Linked DNA regions of Homo sapiens: region 1 is linked to region 2. The links are chromatin loops, found by intact Hi-C in ENCODE. Cell type or tissue: Calu3. All regions are shown on one strand. Each heading gives the region's core, and the rest is flanking DNA. Links, peaks and the distances in the headings are about the cores only.

Region 1 (10,456 bases), core at 3,126-8,125, 120 kb before region 2:
AAACAGTGGCTACCTCTAAAGTGTCCTTGTCAGAGGCATGCTTAGAGTGACCAGTCATGCAGCAAAGACTTGCCTTTCAACAGCACATGTTATCTGGCAGAAGAACCCTTCATTACAAAGACAACAGCTTCCAGTGGCTTTTCCTAGAACTGTCCAGAAGCTCAGGTTTTCTCATTGAAAGATCAAGATCCTAATCTTTTATTAACTCTATGCCTATGCAGTATTTTTTTTTCTGTGATTTTTATCATGGAAAGAAAGGAATACGTCTTCTCAATATTTGGATCTTTTTCTTAGATTCCTGCCATCTTTTCAAAGCTTAATGATATGGACAGTTTAAACCCCGTTGTCATATTTGAATTTTCTATTCTCTGAGAATAGTGATTTAAGAGGCTCAACTCTCACAAGAAAAGTATCTGAGGAAATTGAGCAGAGATATGAAAAATAAATTGTCATTTGTTTACAATAAAATTCAATTCACTTTAATAAATTTTGTATTAGAAGCTGCCAAATCTAGTCTCAGCTTCCTGTTTCTCCTGCAACCTGGACACAAAAGCATTCCATTCAACCTCCCCTTCTAGTGACTGATTTTTTGCCAGGAACTCCCGGCATGCACTGCCATCTGTTCACCTCTCAGCTGTTTGAACCCACCTTCCTTCCTAAATTAATACGAGAAAGCATCTTCTCTATGTCAGTCCTTTCAGCTACTCCTTTACACAACAGCTAACTCCAACCTAATTCTAAGTATCAGGATTCATCCATAATTCTCTAAGAAGACACAACAGTAGCAAAACTGGAAAACCAAACCTATCTAAATATATGGCCCAATCAGCTGCTTAAAAACACTGCAGCTATCTTAAAGCATGTATTGCAAGCAGAATATCTGAATCCAATTAGATTATTTGATATCACACCTGAACTGAAGGACTCTCTAGAGGCAAATTGTTTTTCTGTTCTCTTCTTCAACTACTGTTGGGCCATCCAGGCCCAAGAGTTCTCAGCTCAAACGTTTTGGGGAGATAAGTTCCGAGATCAATTCAATAGCTGCCCTTTTTTTCTTTTCTTTTCTATTTGGCCTTTGGGTAGAATTAGCCACTTAATTTTTTTTTTTTTTTTTTTTTTTTGAGACAGAGTCTCACTGTGTCATCCCGGCTGGAGTGCAGTGGTGCAATCTCAGCTTACTGCAAGCTCTGCCTCCCTAGTTCATGCCATTCTCCTGCCTCGGCCTCCCGAGTAGCTGGGACCACAGGCACCTGCCACCACGCCCAGCTATTTTTTTTTTTTTGTATTTTTAGTAGAGATGGGGTTTCACCACGTTAGCCAGGATTGTCGTGATCTCCTGACCTCATGATCTGTCCACCTCGACCTCCCAAGCGCTGGGATTACAGGCGTGAGCCACTGCACCCGGCAGCCACTTTTTTTTTTAATATGAGGAGTTTCTTATAAACATATCTCTTTCGTGTTGTGTCTCTGTCAGGTTTTGGTATCAGAATAATGCTGGCCTCATAGAATGAGTTAGTGGGGACTTTTATTTTAAGGCCAGGCATGGTGGCTCATGCCTGTAATCCCAGCATTTTGGGAGGCTGAGGCAGGCAGATCACCTGAAGCCAGGAGTTCAAGACCAGCCTGGCCAACATGGCGAAACCCCATCTCTACTAAAAAATATAAAAATTAGCTGAGCATGGTGGTGGGTGCCTGTAGTCCCAGCTACTTGGGAGACTGAGGCAGGAGAATTGCTTGAGCCTGGGAGGCAGGGGTTGCAGTAAGCTGAGATCATGCCATGGCACTCCAGCCTGGGTGACAGAGCGAGACTCTGTCTCACAAAAAAAAAAAAAAAAGTGAGATCATGTCTCTTGCAGCAACACAGACAGAGTTGGAGGCCATTATCCTAAGTGAATTAATGCAGGAACAGAAAGCGAAATATTACATGTTCTCACTTATAAGTGGGACCTAAACACTGAGTACATTTGGACACAAAGAATGGAGCAACAGCCACTGGGACCTACTTGAGGGTGGGGGGGTGGGAGAAGGGTGAGGATCCAGAAAACTGCTTATTGGGTACTATGCTTATTACCTGGGTGATGAAATAAACTGTTCACCAAATCCCCGTGATACACAATTACGTACCACTGAACCTAAAATAAAAGTAAAAAAAAAAAAAGAGTCTCTTTGGAAATTAGAGAAGACAAGACTGAAGGAAAAGAAAGTGGAGGAAAAATCCAACTCTTCTTAAATATTTCTCTCTTCTCTAGAGACACTGTGCCAATAAAGATGAGAAAGGAAAGACTCGTGGTTGTAGAAACTGGCTGGGAGAAAACCTAAGTGTATTAGTTTCCTAGGGCTGCTGTAACAAAGTACATATGGTTCTTGACATAGTTTGGCTGTGTCTCCACCCACCCAAATCTCATCTTGATTTGTGGCTTCCATAATCCCCACGTGTTGTAGGAGGGACCTGGTGGGAGATAATTGAATCATGGGGGCAGTTTCCCTCATATTGTTCTCATGGTAGTGAATGAGTCTCACAAGATCTCATGGTTTTATAAGGGAAAACCCCTTTCACTTGGTTCTGATTCTGTCTTGCTGCCTCCATGTAAAACGTGCATTTCACCATCCGCCATGATTGTGAGGCCTCCCCAGCCACGTGGAACTATAAGTCCATTAAGTTTCTTTTACTTTATAAATTACCTAGTCTCGGGCATGTCTTCATCAGCAGTGTGAAAACGGATTAATACAATTCCCAACATATTATGGTTCCACTTGCAATTTTTCAACTTTATGATGGTGCAAAAGTGACACATTAAGTATCTACATCTGGATAAATCCTTTATAATTTGAAAATATTGTGACATAACCCCATCCTAAGTTGAGGGGCATCTGTGCTACAAACTGGGTGGCTTAAACAACAGAAATGTATTGACTTACAGTTCCGGTGGCTAGAAGTCCAAGAGCAAGGTGCTGGCAGATTTGGTTCCTTCTGAAGCCTGTAAGGGAGAATCTGTTTCATGTCTCTTTCCTAGCTCCTGGGGATTTTCTGTCGATCTTCGGGATTCTTTGGCTTTAGATGCGTCACCCCAATTTCTGCATTGATATCCACATCACATTCTCCCTGTGTGTGTGTATCTTCTTCTGTGTGCAAATTTCCCCCTTTTAATAAGGACACAGTCCACAGTCCTATTGGATTAGGGCACTCCTTAATGACCCCATGTTAACCTGATCATTAGCAAAGACCCTATTTTCAAGTAAAGTTACATTTGCAGGTATTGGGAGTTAGCATGTCAACAACTTTTAGGGGGAAATAATTCAATGCATAACACTAGGATTGACTGGAGCTGAATAAGGCCATTGTCTTCTTTCTGAATTCAAACTTGAATAATGGAGGAGGTTTCAGGCTGCTTAGTTGTATAGATTGCAGCATGAATGTCTTTCGTTGCTTAGCATTCTCATCAATCCACCAAGGCATATTCTGGCTCTCTTCTACATGTCTTACATTGCACTGTTTCTTATATACATTTTGAAAAATTATTTTGTTGCTATCAGTGTAATTTTTTCCTAGAAAATGGCTACATATGGGATGTGGAAAAGATAAACAAAATAAAACCCAATTTTAAGCACAAGAAATTGATCCAACTCTTTTTTTTTTTTTTTTTTTTTTTTTTTGAGACGGAGTCTCGCTCTGTCGCCCAGGCTGAAGTGCAGTGGCGGGATCTCGGCTCACTGCAAGCTCCGCCTCCCGGGTTCACGCCATTCTCCTGCCTCAGCCTCCCAAGTAGCTGGGACTACAGGCGCCCGCCACTACGCCCGGCTAATTTTTTGTATTTTTAGTAGAGACGGGGTTTCACCGTTTTAGCCGGGATGGTCTCGATCTCCTGACCTCGTGATCCGCCCGCCTCGGCCTCCCAAAGTGCTGGGATTACAGGCGTGAGCCACCGCGCCCGGCCGATCCAACTCTTATAGTACTTGTGAGTGTAGAAAATAAGAGTTGCTTTGGGTCTTCACTGGCTATTTTTCCAGAGTTTCCCTACCCGCTGTCATGCACACATCTACAAGACGCTAAAGCACTCATATGCATGCACATGCAGAAACTCATACATATACATAAAAGTGTAGTTTTCCAACAGAAGTTCTTACATTGGCTCTAGACAAGACTACTTGAGCATTGGCTCCAATTCCTCCTATATGGCAGTAACTCCCTTCATATTTCATTTGTTTTTAATCTAAAAAACAATTATTACCTCCTACTGGCAGATGACTGTCTATTAAATGCCCAACCTCCTGTATGCCAGCAGTAGAGCAAGAACAAGATAAATTGCTACTGGTTTCCCCAGGAGAAAATCTACTTTATCTCAAACAGCTGAATTGCCAGGTGGAGTTGAGTAAACTGTGGGGTTGCAACACAGTTGAGGCACAAAGTTCACCACTAACGTAAAACAGCCAACTCAGTTCTGCTTTTTAATGTCTTCTAAACTGACGGAACTGAGCAATATAAACAAGAGTGAAGCAATAGCCTCAGGGGTTGTCATTAGACAACTAATGAGCGAACAGCTATTTTATCATGTTTATGTGAAGAATACAATTTTATCTACTTGCCCCCCAAATTTACGGGGAAATAAAGGCCAAGAAGAGAAAAACTTTGCGGAAATTATTAGAGAAATATTGTTTATTTCCTGCTAGGTCAAATGATTCATAGTCTTATAGAGTTAGAAAGACCTTTTAGAGAGCAACTAATTCCAACTCCTTGTTTTCTTAGGTAAGAACACAGGAACTTGGGTAAATTAAATGGCATGAAGCCGGTTTAATGCAAAGTTTAGAGAGTTTTGGATTTAAGTCTCTTTGTATAATGGAGATAAAAATACATAGGTTATATGTTTTTATGAGGATTAAGTGAGAGAACACAGAGTTCCCAACTTGTCATATTGTGAGTTACCTTCCCTCCTTTGACCAGGGTCACCTAGCTAATTAGTTACAGAGAAAAGATTATCTATCATTTCTTAGTTCACCATCTCACCTCTGCCCACTGTTATCTTGGGCAGGACAGGAATCCTTTCAGGACAGGATTCCTGAAATCCCCAAACAAATGAACTTTATGGTTAAACTAAAAACATATTTTCAGTTTGTTGTTTCCAACGGCCCCACTAACAACTTTTACCAGAGCTGCTAATAATTAACCGAAGGGAATGACTGGATGGAAACTTTGTTCTGGCCTCCCCAGAGTGTACCTTGCCAGAGGTGGCGTGAGAGGCAGCCAGATTAAGAGAGAGAAGGAAAAGCCAGAAGCCTGCAAAAACACACATGTGCAATTGAACATCTTGGCTCTTGGACACTCAGAGCTGCAAGACATCGAAGTGCTTTCTTAATTTGTGTATTTACAGATTCGGGACTTCATCAGGGTCCAAACTCAGAGCGGTAGACCAGTGCCCTGGGTTTTCTCAGTGGCATCTCTTGCTCAATAAATTCATTAGTGACTTTCTGTAGCCTTACCCGGATCACAATCTCTGTTTTAACACTGTGACCTTAGTAGGGGTTCTCACAAAGTGGATTTCGGAAGAGAATGGAGAGAAATGGAGTGGGGAGTCATGGTGTTTGAGCATCAAGCATTCTATTGTTGATGATCTGGTGCTTGGCATCTCTTCATAAAGGTGGAAGATCAAAGAATACTTAAATTAGATATGCAAATAGAAGGAAAAACTAGCAACCCCTAACTTCTCTCTAAAATGCTAGTGATGAAGAAATTATTTGCTATGTGCCAGTCATAGGCAGCTATCGAGGGCTGCTTTTGTGGCTCTTTCACTGTTATTTTCCATGCATGAGTTTGGATTAGGTAGAGCTGCCATGTTCTTGGAAGCTGTCTCTTTCCCAGAAAGGATTAGAATTCTGCCCCATCATTTTGTCAAAAAAGCCAGTAATTTTTCTCACCTAGTTTCAGAATAAGAGGTAAAAATGTGCTAGGGCAACATGAGTTATTAGCCTTCCAAGCCATCAAATATTCAGAGGCTGTCATAGCCACCAACAAATCCCCTGGGCCCAGAATTGTGCAGAAGGTGTTCCATGATTCCTGGTTGAACAAATGAGGGATGGAAGAGGCTACTTGTGAAGACAGTTGCCCTTGATTTAGATGACTTTCACCAACCTTGGCTAGTTGAGTAGATATATTTATGGTATCCTGTTAAATTCTTTATTTACGATATCCTGTTAGAGTCTGTCTTCTAAATCCAGACATCCAAGAAAACAAGCCAAAATTACTGAAGAAACAAATAAGATGATTGACTTAATTTCAGTTTTGCAATTGAAACTAAATGTTCTATTCTAAAGTTGTAGAGAAGTAAGTTGGACTCTCCTCTGTTGCAAACAAAGATATTAATATTCCCATCGTAGGGTTGTTGTGAGGATTGAGTTGGTACCTGTTTAGAACAGTGTCTGCCAATAGAAAGGGCTCTGTAAATGTTAGATATTTTTTATTAATTTTTATGTCATGGTTTGAGCATGCTTTTAGACTAGCTTTTCAATCTTTTTCTAATTTCTCATATAGACAAGCATATATATAGTTTTTGCATAAATGCATATATGTTATCTCACACATATAATTATATATTATTTAGAGAAGTATATTAAAACTTTTGCTTAGCTTCTACTTCCCTTTCTTTCCTCCTTTACACCCCTCTCTGCCATGTAACTCGTTTGTGACTTGATATGTACTTTTACATTTTTCCCCTTGCTCATATCATATATACACTTTTTACACTTACACACATGTATAAGGGAAGTTTTGTTATTGTTTGTTTTATGAGCATTGCATAATATATACTTTCTACATCTCTTTTTTCATGTAAAGCATAACTGTACAGAAATCTCTTATAAGTAGAAATTTAGCTCTAATGAGTCTAACTCCTTGGAACTGCTGCCTAATAATCCATGGTGTGGATGAGCTGTTACCTATTCAGACATTCCCTATTGACTGGCATTTACTTTGATCCCTGTCCCTTCTCCTTTTCTTGCTATTATAAACACTGACATTAGGTGCCCTTTTACACATGCTCTATGTAATATTGGTCTGGGAGAGTTGCCAAGGAGAGAGATTGCAGGGTTAAATGGTGCATGTATCTTCAGTTTTTTTATGTCTGCTGCGAAATGGCTTTCCAAAACAGTTTTTACAGTTAAATTTTTCTCAGCATGTATGAACATCCATTTTTCCATATACCTACCACTAATAGAGGTTATTGATCATTTCAATTTTTGCCAGTCTGATGGACATAAAAATATATATATCATTGTAACTTTAATTTACATTTCCCCGACTATGATTTAATGTGAGAATATTTTCATTTGCTTGTTGGTCATTGCCCCTATGTAAATATCCTATTTGAATTCTTTATCCTTTTTTTCCGTTATTCATTGTCTTTGCTTTTGTCAATTTGCAAAACAAAACAAAAAAACACAAAAAACCCAACTGTTGCTGATGCCACAAATATTTCCAAACCTATCATTAGTCTACTGACCTTGTTGTGGAATCTTTCTTTTAACAAAATGTTTTAAATTCTTATATGATCAAGTAAGTCTCTCTTTTCTTTTATATCTTCTCCATTTTGACAAGAAAGCCTCCTTCCACATAATAGATTGTACATATATGTATATATGATATGCTAGATTTTCTTGAAGTATTTATTTTTTACAGTTGTCTTTAATCCAGAAGGCATTTCTTTTTGTAAATGGCATAACATTGGGGTTTGTTAAAAAAATCAGTTGAGTAGCTAGTTGTGCCATAATCAATCAAATACATATATAAATATGTATGTATATATGTATTCATATATGCATGTATATTTCCATATATGTACATGGATATATCCATATGTGTGTATATGTATATCCATGTATTATGGATATGGAATATACTTTCATTGGAAAAGAGTCTGGTTCAGTTTGAGAAGAAGGTGTTGAGTATGGTGTCACAGGAACAAAATATTTGAAAGAGAGAATTTGGAAGCTAAGATTAATTTGGAATCTATAATTGCACGTAGCTTTCTTCCCCTCCGCAACAGATTCAATTCTCTCAGACTCCTGAATCAAATGTCTGGTGGAGCCCATAAGTAGTAGTAGAAGTCAGTGAAACTAAATAGAGGATCAATAATTGTATATGCACATACATATATCAATATATGTATATATGCATATATGTATGTGTGTGGAAATGTATACATGTGTATATTATACATATATAGAGAATAAACATATACATATATGGAGATTATAGATACACACATAGATTAAATATATACCATATATATGGATACACATATGATACATGTATATCTCTACATGTGTAAGGTATATACATATATATTTTTATATATATATATCTGGTATATACATATAGAGATATACACACCATACCTATGGAAATATATATATGGGGGGTGTGTGTGTGTGCACGCATATAGTAAACATATATATATATACACACACACACCATATGTATGGATGTATGGATATATATGATATACATATGTGTATCTATAATCTCCATATATGTATGTGTTTATCTTCAATACATACATATAGTCCGGGCATGGCATGGCGGCTCATACCTGTAATCCCAGCACTCTGGGAGGCTAAGGCGGGTGGATCACTTGAGGCCAAGAGTTCAAGACCAGCCTGGCCAACACGGTGAAACCCCGTCTCTACTAAAAATACAAAAATTAGCTGAACATGGTGGCACATGACTGTAATCACAGCTATTTGAGAGGCTGAAGCATGAGAATCGCTTGAACCCAGGAAGCAAAGGTTGCATTGAGCCGAGATTGTGCCACTGCACTCGGCTGGGACAACAGAATGACACTCTGTCTCAAAAAGAAAAAAAATGTATAGATATATATCTATGTATACACTTCCATATACATACATGTATGTGTGTATACATACATTCATATATATATGTGTGTATATACAATTATTGATCCTCTATTTAGTTTCACTGACTTCTGCTACTACTTATGGGCTCCACCAGCTATTTGATTCAGGAGTCTAAGAGAGACTTGAATTGGTTGTGGAGGGGAAGAAAACTCTGAGCAATTATAGATTCTAAATTAACCTTAGCTTCCAAATTCTCTCTTTCAAATATTTTGATCCTGTGACATTATACTCATCCTCAAAGTGAGCCACAGTCTTTTCCAGTGGATGCATCTCTTGTATCACTTAACATGACTAGCCATTAGAGAAGTTTCTTTGTGTTCAGTTAGATACTAGAGACTCCATGCATCTCATGACCATGCACTCTTTCTGTAGTAAGTAGCTAGAGAAAGCAGCAGGGTAGTATGTTGCTTATCAGAGAAGTTAATATATCCATCTTCTCTCCCCTCATTTCTTTTGCTCAAATGAAATTTGGTATTTTGATAACTAAGACACAATTTTACTTATATCTATATTTTGATAACTGGACACACTTTTACTTACATCTATACTAAAATTTGAATATCAGTTATGGGGATTTGCTAGCAATTATGCCAACAAAATAGTAGAATGACATCCATGCATATCAAAAAAGCACAACTGACATATTTAGAAACATCTCCTATTAATCCAGGTTCATTTCAACCTGAATTCTATTTAAAGTCATGAAAAAAAAGCAAGACACAACAATTATTTAATCCGAAATGTGATGTACAGTAATGATTCTCTTTCATCCTAGGACAACACATTTCATACGTGTAAGTGACTAAAGGGCAATGACTCTTTATGGATTTTCCCTTTGGTGACCTTTACAAAAAGTCTAAGGTAAAGTTCTAACTCAGTTCATTCTACCTCCCCCTCACTGCTCTAAAAGAAGTATTGGGGAGGTGTCATTTCTACAAATCAAGTTCTGACTCAGTGCCAAAAAATTTTTAAGGAACAGAATTCTATATGCAGATTGCCTAGCCCAAGACAACTTTATAGTCACCAGGACATTTTTTTTGGAGGTGGGAGGGTGCAGTTCTCTGTTAAATTTTATTATTACATAAAACATAGCCTCTTCTCTTTTTTTTTCTGTACTTGAAAAAGCAGAAACTTTTTGTCATCACATAAACTTATGGAGTCATAGAATCTTAGGATTGTAAGGGACATTATAATGTAGTCAACATTAGAAATCAGCTACTTTAAACTCTTGCTAAATGCTCCCACTCCCCAACTCTGCTGTATTTTTTTTTCCTTTAGCTGAGAATTGATTTAAGGGAATGCAAGATTCTGTGAATGCCTGAACTCTGTTTCATGTCCTACTTCTGTCTTCCTCTGCAATTTGTTTAAATGACTTTGCCAGGAGGACTTTCCAGAGGTGGGGTTTTGTTCTTGAACTCATGTGAGAACACATTCGTGCCCTACATTCTGAGGGGAGGTGATCTCGGCGGGGATTTTTTTGCTCATGGAAGAAAAATATATGAGCGCATTTTTTTCTACTGGGCACAGCTGGTAGTTCCCTACTGACTGGTGT
Region 2 (10,456 bases), core at 2,500-7,499:
CAAAAACTGAATTAATTCCCATGATAACCACCTTACAAAAAAGTATTAAAGAATGTCTTTCAGATAGAAAGGTTTTAACACCACATAGAAACTTGGATCTATACAGAAGAAGAGTTCTGAAAAATAGTAAAAATAAATTTTAATATAAAAATTATTTTTCATTATTTTAATCACTAAGAGATAATGGTTTGTTTAAAGCAAAAATAGTGGCAATCTATTCTGGGTATGTAGTGTATGTAAAAGTGAAATATCTGATAATACTAGCATGAATAATGGAAGGGAGAAGTTGGTAGTATACTGTTGTAAGTTTATTACACTACAAGCAAAGTATTATAATATTATTTTAAGCTAGACTATGATTAATTAAAGAGTTATATTTTAAACCTTATGGCAACTACTAATTTTTTTTTAATTTTTTCTTAATGTTCTGGGATACATGTGCAGAACATGCAGGTTTGTCACATAGGTATACATATGCCATGGAGGTTTGCTGCACCTACCAACCCATCACCTAGATTTTAAGCCTCGCATGAATTAGGTATTTGTCCTAATGCTCTCCCTCTCCTTTCCCCTAACCCCCTGACAGGCCCTGGTGTGTGATGTTCCCCTCCCTGTGTCCATGTGTTCTCATTGTTTGGCTCCCAATTATGAGTGAGAACATGCGGTGTTTGGTTTTCTGTTCCTGTGTTAGTTTGCTGAGAATGATGGCTTCCAGCTTCATCCAAGTCCCTGCAAAGGACATGAACTCATTCTTTTTTATGGCTGCATAGTATTCCATGGTGTATACATGCTACATTTTCTTTATCCAGTCTATCATTGATGGGCATTTGGGTTGGTTTCAAGTCTTTGCTATTTTAAGTAGTGCTGCAATAAACACATGTGTGCATGTGTCTTTATAGTTGAATTATTTATAATCCTTTGGGTATACACCCAGTAATGGGATGGCTGGGTCAAATGGTATTTCTTGTTCTGGATCCTTGAGGAATAGCCACACTGTCTTCCACAATGGCTGAACTAATTTACACTCCCACCAACACTGTAAAAGTGTTCCTATTTCTCCACATCCTCTGCAGCATCTGTTGTTTCCTGACTTTTTAATAATTGTCATTCTAACTGGCATGAGGTGGTATCTCATTGTGGTTTTGATTTGCATTTCTCTAATGACCAGTGATGATGAGCTTTTTTTCATGTTTGTTGGCTGCATAAATGTCTTCTTTTGAGAAGTGTCTGTTCATATCCTTCACCCAATTTTGATGGGGTTGTTTTTTTCTTGTAAATTTGTTTAAATTCCTTGCAGATTCTGGATATTAGACCTTTGTCAGATGGGTAGATTGCAAAAATTTCCTCCCATTCTGTAGCTTGCCTGTTTATGATAGTTTCTTTTGCTGTGATGTAGCTCTTTAGTTTAATTAGATCCCATTTGTCAGTAAAAGATTGTTTTAAAGGTTTAAATAATAATAAGATAAAAATACAGGCATACCTTGAAGATATTCTGGGTTCAGTTCCAGATCACAGCAAAAAGCAACAACAGCAACAACAAAAAGAATATCACAATAAAGTGAGTCACAAAATATTTTGGCTTCCCAGTGCATTTAAAAGTTATGTTTACACAGCACTCGAGTGTATTAAGCATGCAATAGCATTTTTTCCTAAAAGGCAGTGTACATCCCTTAATTTAAAAAATACTTTCTGGCTAAAAAATGCTAATGATTATTTGAGCTTTCAGCAAATCCTAGTGTATGCTGGTGGAGGGTTTTACCTCAATGTTGATGGCTGCCAAATGATCAGGATGGTGGTTGCTGAAGGTTGGGGTGACTGTAACGTTTCTTAAAATAAGACAACCGTAAAGTTTGCTGCATTGATTCACTCTTGCTTTCACGAAAGATTTCTCTGTAGCCTGTGATAGTGTTTGATAGCATTTTACTCATAGTAGAACTTCTTTCAAAATTGAAGTCAATCTTAAACCCTGCCACTGCTTTATCAACTAAGTTTATGTAACACTGTAAATCCTATGTTGTCATTTCAACCATGTTCACAACATCTTCCCCAGAAGTAGTTTCCTTCTCAAGAAATCACTTTTTTCACTCATATATGAGTAGCAACTCCTCATCCATTCCAGTTTTACCATGAAATTGCAGCAATTCAGTTGCATCTTCAGACTCCACTTCTAATTCGAATTCTCTTATTCTTTCCTCCACATCTGCAGTTACTTCCTCTACTCAAGCCACGAATCCCTCAAAGTTATCCATGAGAGCTGGAATCAGCTTTTTCAAACACCTATTCATATTGATATTTGACTTTCTTCCATGAATTATGGGCATTCTTAAGGGCATCTAGAATGGTGAATCATTTCCAAAAGATTTTCAATGTACTTAGCCCAGATTCATTAAAGGAGTCACTATCTATGTCAACGATAACCTTATGAAACGTATTTCTTTTTTTTTTGTCTTTTTCAAGAGATGAGATCTCTCCTCTATCACCCAGCCTGAAATACAGTGGCATGATTATAGCTCACTGCAGTCTTGAACTACTGGGCTCAAGCAATCCTTCTGCTTCAGCCTACCAATTAGCTGGGACTATAGGCATGTGCCACTGTGCCTGGATAATTTTTTTTTTAATTTTTTTTGTATAGATGTTGCCCAGGCTGGTTTCAAACTCCTGGCCTCAAGCAATCCTCCCACCTCTGCCCTCAAAAGAGAGGTGGCATGAGTCACCACTTGTGGCCTTGAAATGTATTTCTTAAGTAATAATACTTAAAAGTCAAAATTACTCTTTGACTCATGGATTGTAGAATGGATGTTGTATTAGCAGGCATGAAAATAACATTAATTTCCATGTACATCTCCATCAGAGCTCTTGGATGACCAGGTGCATTGTCAATGAACAGCAATATTTTGAAAGGAGTTTTTTTTTTTTTCCTGAGCAATAGGTCTCAACAGATGGCTTAAAATATTTCAGTAAGTCATGCTGTAAACAGATGTGCTGTCATCCAGACTTTGTAGTTTTATTTATAGAACACAGAGAGAGTCAATTTAGCATGATTTTTACAGACACAAGAATTTTTGAAATGGTAGATGAGCACTGGTTTCAACTCAAAAAGTTACTAGCTGTGTTAACCCCTAACAATAGAGTAAGCCTGTCCTTTGGAGCTTTGAAGTCAGGCATTGACTTTTCCTTTCTAGCTATGAAAGTCCTAAAAGGCATTTCTTCTAATATAAGGCTGTTTCATCTGCATTGAAAATCTGTTGTTTGGTATAGCCGCCTTCATCAACGATCTTAGCTAGATCTTCTGGATCACTTGCTGCAAATTCTCCATCAAGCACTTACTACTTCACCTTGTGCTTTTATGTTATGGAGGTGGATTCTTTCCTTAAATCTCACGAAGCAACCTCTACTAGCTTACAAATTTTCTTCTGCAGCTTCCTCATCTCTTTCAGGCTTCATAAAATTGCAGAGAGTTAGAGCTTTTCTCTAGATTAGGCTTTAGTTTAAGGGAATGGTGTGACTGGTTTGATCTTGTATCCAGACCACTAAAACTCTCCCTATCAGCAATAAAGCTGTTTTTCTTTCTTATCATTCGCATGTTCACTGGAATAGCACTTGGAATTTTCTTCAAGAACTTTTCCTTTACCTTTACAACTTGATTGTTTGGCACAAGAGACTTCGCTTTTGGCCTGTTGCAGCTTTCCACATGCTTTTCTCAGTAAGGCTAATCATTTCTAGCTTTTGATTTATAGTGAAAGCTGTGTGATTCTTCCTTTCACTTAAATATTTAGAGGACATTGTAGGTTTATTAATTGGCCTAATTTCCGTATTGTTGTGTCTCAGGCAATAGGGAGGCCCAAGGCAAGGGAGAGAGATGGGAGAACAGCCAGATGGTGCAGCAATCAGAACACATACAATATTTACCCACTGCATTTGCTGTCAGATTGGTGAGGTTTACAGTGCCCCAGAACAATTACAATAGCAACACCAAATATCACTAATCACAGATTACCCATAACAGATATGACAATAAGGGAAAAGGTTTAAATATTTTGAGAATTATGAAAATGTGACACAGAGATATGAAGTGAGCACATGCTGTTTGAAAAACGGTGCCAACTGACTTGTTGGGCGAAGGATTGCCACAAAGCTTCAATTAGTAAAAAATGCAGTATCTGTGAAGCACAATAGAGCAAGGTGAATAAAACGAGATATACTTGTGTTCTCTTTCTGGTTACCCCACTCTATTCAGTATAATGTTATTGTCATTCTCTTTTAAAATTTGATTGCATTTACATATTACTTTTCTGTTTATAGCCTCTTTTTAGATCTATCTGCCATAGTTTCATATTATAGAGATTTTTAAGAACTACATACATATTTTTACCTTGATGTTCTGTACAAATGAAATGCAGATTTACATTTGAAAAAAAACAAAACAGGACAAAAACAGAGTTGTATCACAATTATGCTAAAACTACATTATGTATCTGAGTTAAAGGATACAAGAGATAAAGAAAACTGGTTTAAACATGCAACTTGAAAAATGATAATGCCAGTGGAAAACATCTTTGCAATATTCCCCTCCTGTGAGCACATGTACAAATTTGATTTGCAATATAAGCAGCAAACCTTTTGAACAAGGAAAGAAATTAATATGTACAAACGCATGATCTATGATACATCAAAGACTGGAAAAGCCACATGCTTATTCTAATAAAATATAGTATCAACATAAAATAAGAAGTGATTATTGATAATCTTAGGGCAGAAAGAGATGAAAGCAATTCTCAAATAAGGTTTTCATTTGGTCTTTCTATAACTATATTCATTGTTCTTCAATTTTAATAAAGCACACATAAAAAGTAGAGCCAAAATTTGGCAATAAACTACCCATTCTCTCTTTATCCCCCTGGGTCACCTTAGGATGATCTGTTGTTTTGATGGCCAACAAGAAACATTTAAGTTTATCTAAACTTGGAAAATACATGTACAGGATTTCCAGTTAGATTGGATTTGAATGTAGGCTTGTGTAAGTTGCTTAACATTCTTGAACTTTATCTTCAAATGAGGCAAATATTTAGAGATTTTGCTGGATTCATTGGTAAACACAGGTAAAACACCAAGTAAGGGAATGTATTTATCAATTATTCATTGGTAAATACAGGTGGAACACCAAGTAAGATGCTCAACATTTAGTACATGATAGGGATTAATCTTATCATCAAGAAAGCAATGTGGTGGAAATAACCTGGATTAAAAGACTGGACATTTTTTTTTTCTGCTCCTGATTCTGAAGGAATCTTAAGTGACCTGTGCTACCTCTCTGGCCTTCAATTTCCTCCTTTCTAAAATGAGGAAGTTGGAATATCAGCTAGTTAAACATTTTTATAAGTAACCAAACCCTTTGTGCAAATGTAATCTTAGACAAAAGGTCAGTGTTTGAAAGTTGTAAAGGCAGTGCTGGTGGAATCAAGGTAAAGAAGTGGAGCAGGAGCTAAACTTTCCCTCTCCCTATTGCCTGGAGCTGCCTGAGGCACCACACAGGACATCTTGGATTCAGTAGAGGATAGGAATAAATGATTGCCAAGAAGCTTTGGAACAAGTCTCTCTGCTCTTTGATGTTTGCATAGTGTGTTAGCTGGATGATTTTTCATTAAGTCAATTCTTTATTGCATTTCTCTTAGAATGGTCCCAAACAGTAGTCTTACAACAAAAGCAATAGACTTTTAATGATTAAATAAATTTAGTGACCCAATTCATTGCTCTGAACTCATGATATTAAAGATTGAACCAATTTGTCATAACAGATTTGCATATATATACATATATATACATATATATATATATATATATATATATATATATGCTTCTAGTCAGGTCCCATACAACTGTGTTGGGCCTCTCTATTACCTGAGACACAACAATATGGAAATTAGGCCAATTAATAAACCTACAATGTTCTCTAAGTGTTTAAGTGAAAGGAAGGTCCCATACAAACTATCGTAACTGGTAACTTGAGGACAATATGTACATATGTCTTGTCATTTAATTTCCATCAGATAGGTGTCATCAGCTTCATATTAGTCAAAATAGAATTCCCAAAGGTTAATTAATAATTTTGTTGAATATTCTCACTTCTAAATTAGATATAATTAACTGTATACAAGGTTCTGTTCTCATTTTATCTTCAAATAACCCTTTGCAGGAGGTATCATTATTGTCGTTTTATAGATGTGGAAAATGTAACTCATGTTTAAGGAACTTACCTGAAATCACAAAGGGCTATTAAGTGGTAAGGCTAATATTTGATCCCAGGTTCCTTTTTTTTAAAGACAGATTCTCCCTTTTTTTTTTTTTTCTTTTCTTTAAGACAGAGTCTCACTTGGCCACCCAGGCTGGAGAGCAGCGGCACAATCTCAGCTCACTGCAACCTCTGCCTCCAAGGCTCAAGCACTTCTCCCACCCCGGCCTCTCCAGCAACTGGGATTATAGGTGCCTGCTACCACACCTGGGTAATATTTGTATGTTTAGTAGAGACAGGGTTTCACCATGTTGGCCAGGCTGGTCTTGAACTCCCGACATCAAGTGATCCGCCCGCCTCAACCTCCCGAAGTGCCGGAATTACAGACATTACAGGAATTACACTGCACTTAGCCAGAGCCCAGGTTTCTTGATGACATATTCAGTCCTTTTTTTTGCTAAGCTATGAGAGCCAGTGGAAATTTAGACAGAACAATGCACAAGCTTTTCTTTATTGAGGATGTGTTCTTATTGCCTTGCTTGAGAATTTCAAGTAGTTCAGAGAAGCTCTCTGAATCATCTGATGACACACAGTTAATAAGTATTCAGGCTGGCCTGGAGTTTTCAAAAGCAAAATGGGTAAATATTCTTCATGTTTTAAATTATAGTAAAAACATTTGCATTCTGATATTAATATTTATTGATTTTTTTGAGGTTCAGTGAATAGTTCTCATGATAATTCCTAAATCTTCAGAGAAAACCTGCATTCATAAATAACAAATTGTGTCATTATCTACATCTGTTCTCATTTTCTATAGGCTTAAAAATTCTGTATTATGGGAGCCAAAAGAAATGGCTGCCAACCAGTGTCTCTATCGAATTTTAGCTCATTTTTCTCACTTAATTCTTTATTTGAGAATGAAATGCTTATCCAAAATAAATAAGGGACATACTAAATTGCAATGATTAGCATGCAATGAGTGTCAGATTCCATTTTCTTATGGAAATCGAGTAAAATCCAACATTTTAGCAATACTATTGTGATGTCAGCTGCCCAATTAGGCTGTTATAACTGCAGGAGCTACCACTTTATTTTATTTATTTATTTATTTATTTATTTATTTATTTATTTATTTATTTACTTTGAGACACAGAGTCTTGCTCAGTTGCCCAGGCTGGAGTGCAGTGGTGCAATCTTGGCTCACTACAGCCTCCACCTCCAGGGCTCAAGTGATTCTCCTGCCTCAGCCTCCTGAGTAGCTGGGGTTACAGACGTGCGCCATCACGTCCGGCTAATTTTTGTATTTTTAGTAGAGATGGGGTTTCGCCATGTTGGCCAGGCTGGTCTTGAACTCCTGACTTCAGGTAATCTGCCCACCTCGGCCTCCCAAAGTGCTGGGATTACAGGCGTGAGCCCCCGTGCCTGGCCAGTAGTTACTACTTTAATATCACATTATGACATCATTAGCTTGAACCATGCCACAGCAGTATGAAAATTAGCAAGTTTCATGTTTTAAAAGAGACAATATGAACTTTTCCTGCTGCTTAAATTTGTGTGTCGGAGTACGGGTGGTGACAGAGGACATATGGAGCAAAGTTACGTTTTAAATTAATAACAAGTTGCTTTTGAAAAGTGTGTATATTCAGAAATAAAATCTAAGTTGTATTTTAAAAATAAAAAACAAGATGAGTCCTTTTATAATATTATTATTATTATTAATTATTATTGTATACCCTTTGTTAGCTGCCTGAAATTTTTTTCTGGAGCAAAATGAGCCAGAAATAAACAAGCAAGCAAACTGAAAAATGCACTACTACTTTATAACCTCAAAATTATATTTAGCTACTGAAGCCATATTAAAAGAATATTTTGAATGGATGAATAAAAATATGTCATCATCTATTAACTAGTGGCAAAATGTCCTTCTTAAAATTTGGCACACATTCTATTTTTATTATAACTTCAAGTTGTACAGTGCAATTTCTAAAGCACGTTAACATGTATTAGTATTATTTCAACTTCACATAACCTTAGAATATGGTCAGAGCAACTATCCATATATTTGTTTCACAGATGAGGAAATTGCATTTTGACTTTCCCTAGGTCGCACAGATTCATTTTTATTGTTTGCTATCTATATGATCTTGAAAAAAATGACTGCTCTATACCTCAGTTGTGACATCTATAAAATGAGAATAACAAGTAGATATGTCTTGCAAGGTTGTTGCGGGAAATAAATGAGATAAACCATCATAAAATCTTAGTACAGTGCCTGAAACATGGTAAACAACTATAAATGTTAACTGTTGCTATTTTTATTGCTTTTTTAAAAAATTGAGGAAGATAATTACATTATAGAAAAGCACAGAGACTTCTATAATACCATATATTATTGAATACTTCTGTAATATCTGTATAATGTGAAAGGTCAACATGTTTCCTTTAGATTCATTTATTTGCTCATAATTGCTTTTAGTTCCCTTTGCTTATGGGATTCATTTTGTTTCTTGCCAGTGTGTATCCTCTGGTAGTTCTTTCATGAGGGCCTGTGAGTCATAAAGATGCCTATACTTTGGGCATCTTCTACTTTATCTTCTTGACTGTTTAAACATACTCTTTTTAAAATTGCATTTTCTTTGTAGTAATCTGAGTTTCCTTGGATGTAATTTGTTCCCTTTTCTTTTCTGTTTTTTTTTTCTTTTCTTTTCTTTTTTTGAGATGGAGTCTCGCTGTGTCACCCAGGCTGGAGTGCAGTGGCGAGATCTTGGCTCACTGCAAGCTGCGCCTCCCGGGTTCATGCCATTCTCCTGCCTCAGCCTCCTGAGTAGCTGGGACTACAGGCGCCCGCCACCACGCTCGGCTAATTTTTTGTATTTTTAGTAGAGATGGGGTTTCACCATGTTAGCCAGGATGGTCTCAATCTCCTGACCTCGTGATCCACATGCCTTTGCCTCCCAACTTGCTGGGATTACAGGCTTGAGCCACCGCGCACAGCCAATTTGTTCCCTTTCCTTTTCTTCTGATTTTCTCTCATTTGGTTTCCTTTTGGCATCATAGATACTTTTCGTGAGCACATTTTGGAATGGATAATGTTACTATGTGTGTTCTGAGTGGTGTAGACTTTCTGTCTACATCCAAGGAACTTCAGATTAGTATAAAAAGAATGTAATCTTAAAATGAGTGTGTTTAAATATTCAGGGAAATTAAGAAAAAATAGAAAATAATGTACAAACAATAAATTATGTTAAAAAGAAAGGCTAAGCAGATATTAAAGGGCCAAATAGAAATCTTGAGTACCTCTGTGGAGCCCTGGGAAAGGCAAGAGCCTCATTTCAGTGTTTGCTCAAGTTCTGGGCTTGGAATTTTCATACTCTTTGTGTCCATATAGGAATTCAGGTCCCATAATGGGTACAGGTTCAAGGCTGCAGGGTTTAGCAACTGATTCTGTTTTTTATTCATGGCTTCAAATGGGCTTCAGTCTTGTTTACTATGGGAGAAAAAAAGAGGAAGAGATTAGAATACTGCGACCTTGTATTCAGCAACATGTACCCATAACTCAGAACAGGATGTTATCATCTGTCCCCAGGAAGGCCGCATGCAGTTGAAAACCTCAATGTTTCTGCCAGCAGTGCTTGCTTCAAAATATTCCTGGCTGTGTAAGGCTTTATCTCTGTGGGCACAGTACATCCACGGCATTTCCCTCCAAGCTGCCTTTCCTGGTGCTAGAATGGACACTTGCCTTGTGGGAATATTTTTTCCTTGCTTTTAATTTTCTTTCCCTGATGGCCAAGGTAATACATGCTTATGTTAAAAGGAAAAAAAAAAAGGGAAAATATAGAAAAACATAAAGAAGTGGGGAGAAAAGTCACTTATACTCTTATTGCAGTAATATTCTGATATATATTCTACAGGCCTTTTGGCCTCTATTTTTGTCCTTTTCATAATTGAGATAATACTAAAAATACTTTTAAAAAATCTACTTTTGTTGCTTACAACTATAGTAAAATCTTTTAATGAGGTATGATGTTAAGGGTTCTAAAAGGCCTTCTTCACTAAAACCTTTACGCCATTGGCTTGTTAAGAATTTCTGAAATTCCGGTATTAGACGTTCATTTCTTTAGATCTAATGGACAGCTGTCAATTGCTTTACTGGTGAAGTAAACCAGAGTGATCAGCCATTAATACTTTATCAGTCATTGATGGCTTCTGTAGCTTCATAGATCACAT

The links. Hi-C counts contacts between places; a loop is a spot of excess contacts. Peaks named below come from ENCODE experiments on the same cell type or tissue, not always from the same donor. Only the 100,000 strongest peaks of a DNase experiment are listed, where the experiment ranks them.
Region 1: a loop joins it to region 2, with 2.5 times the contacts of the local background. A loop is called at or near these places in 1 of 110 quality-filtered maps.

Annotation. Positions count from the first base shown.
Region 1 is chr12:92,065,219-92,075,674 of GRCh38, reverse strand. All of the region lies in intron 1 of LINC01619 (long intergenic non-protein coding RNA 1619), which reads left to right. Among named protein-coding and RNA genes, the nearest start is that of LINC01619, 72 kb to the left of the region's middle. In Calu3, for the core only: a CTCF peak has its summit at 5,213; DNase peaks (open chromatin) are centred at 4,384 and 5,204.
Region 2 is chr12:91,948,071-91,958,526 of GRCh38, reverse strand. The region is part of intron 3 of LOC105369901 (a long non-coding RNA gene); the gene reads left to right. Among named protein-coding and RNA genes, the nearest start is that of LINC02404, 78 kb to the right of the region's middle. In Calu3, for the core only: no CTCF peak of the experiment used is centred there; a DNase peak (open chromatin) is centred at 5,426.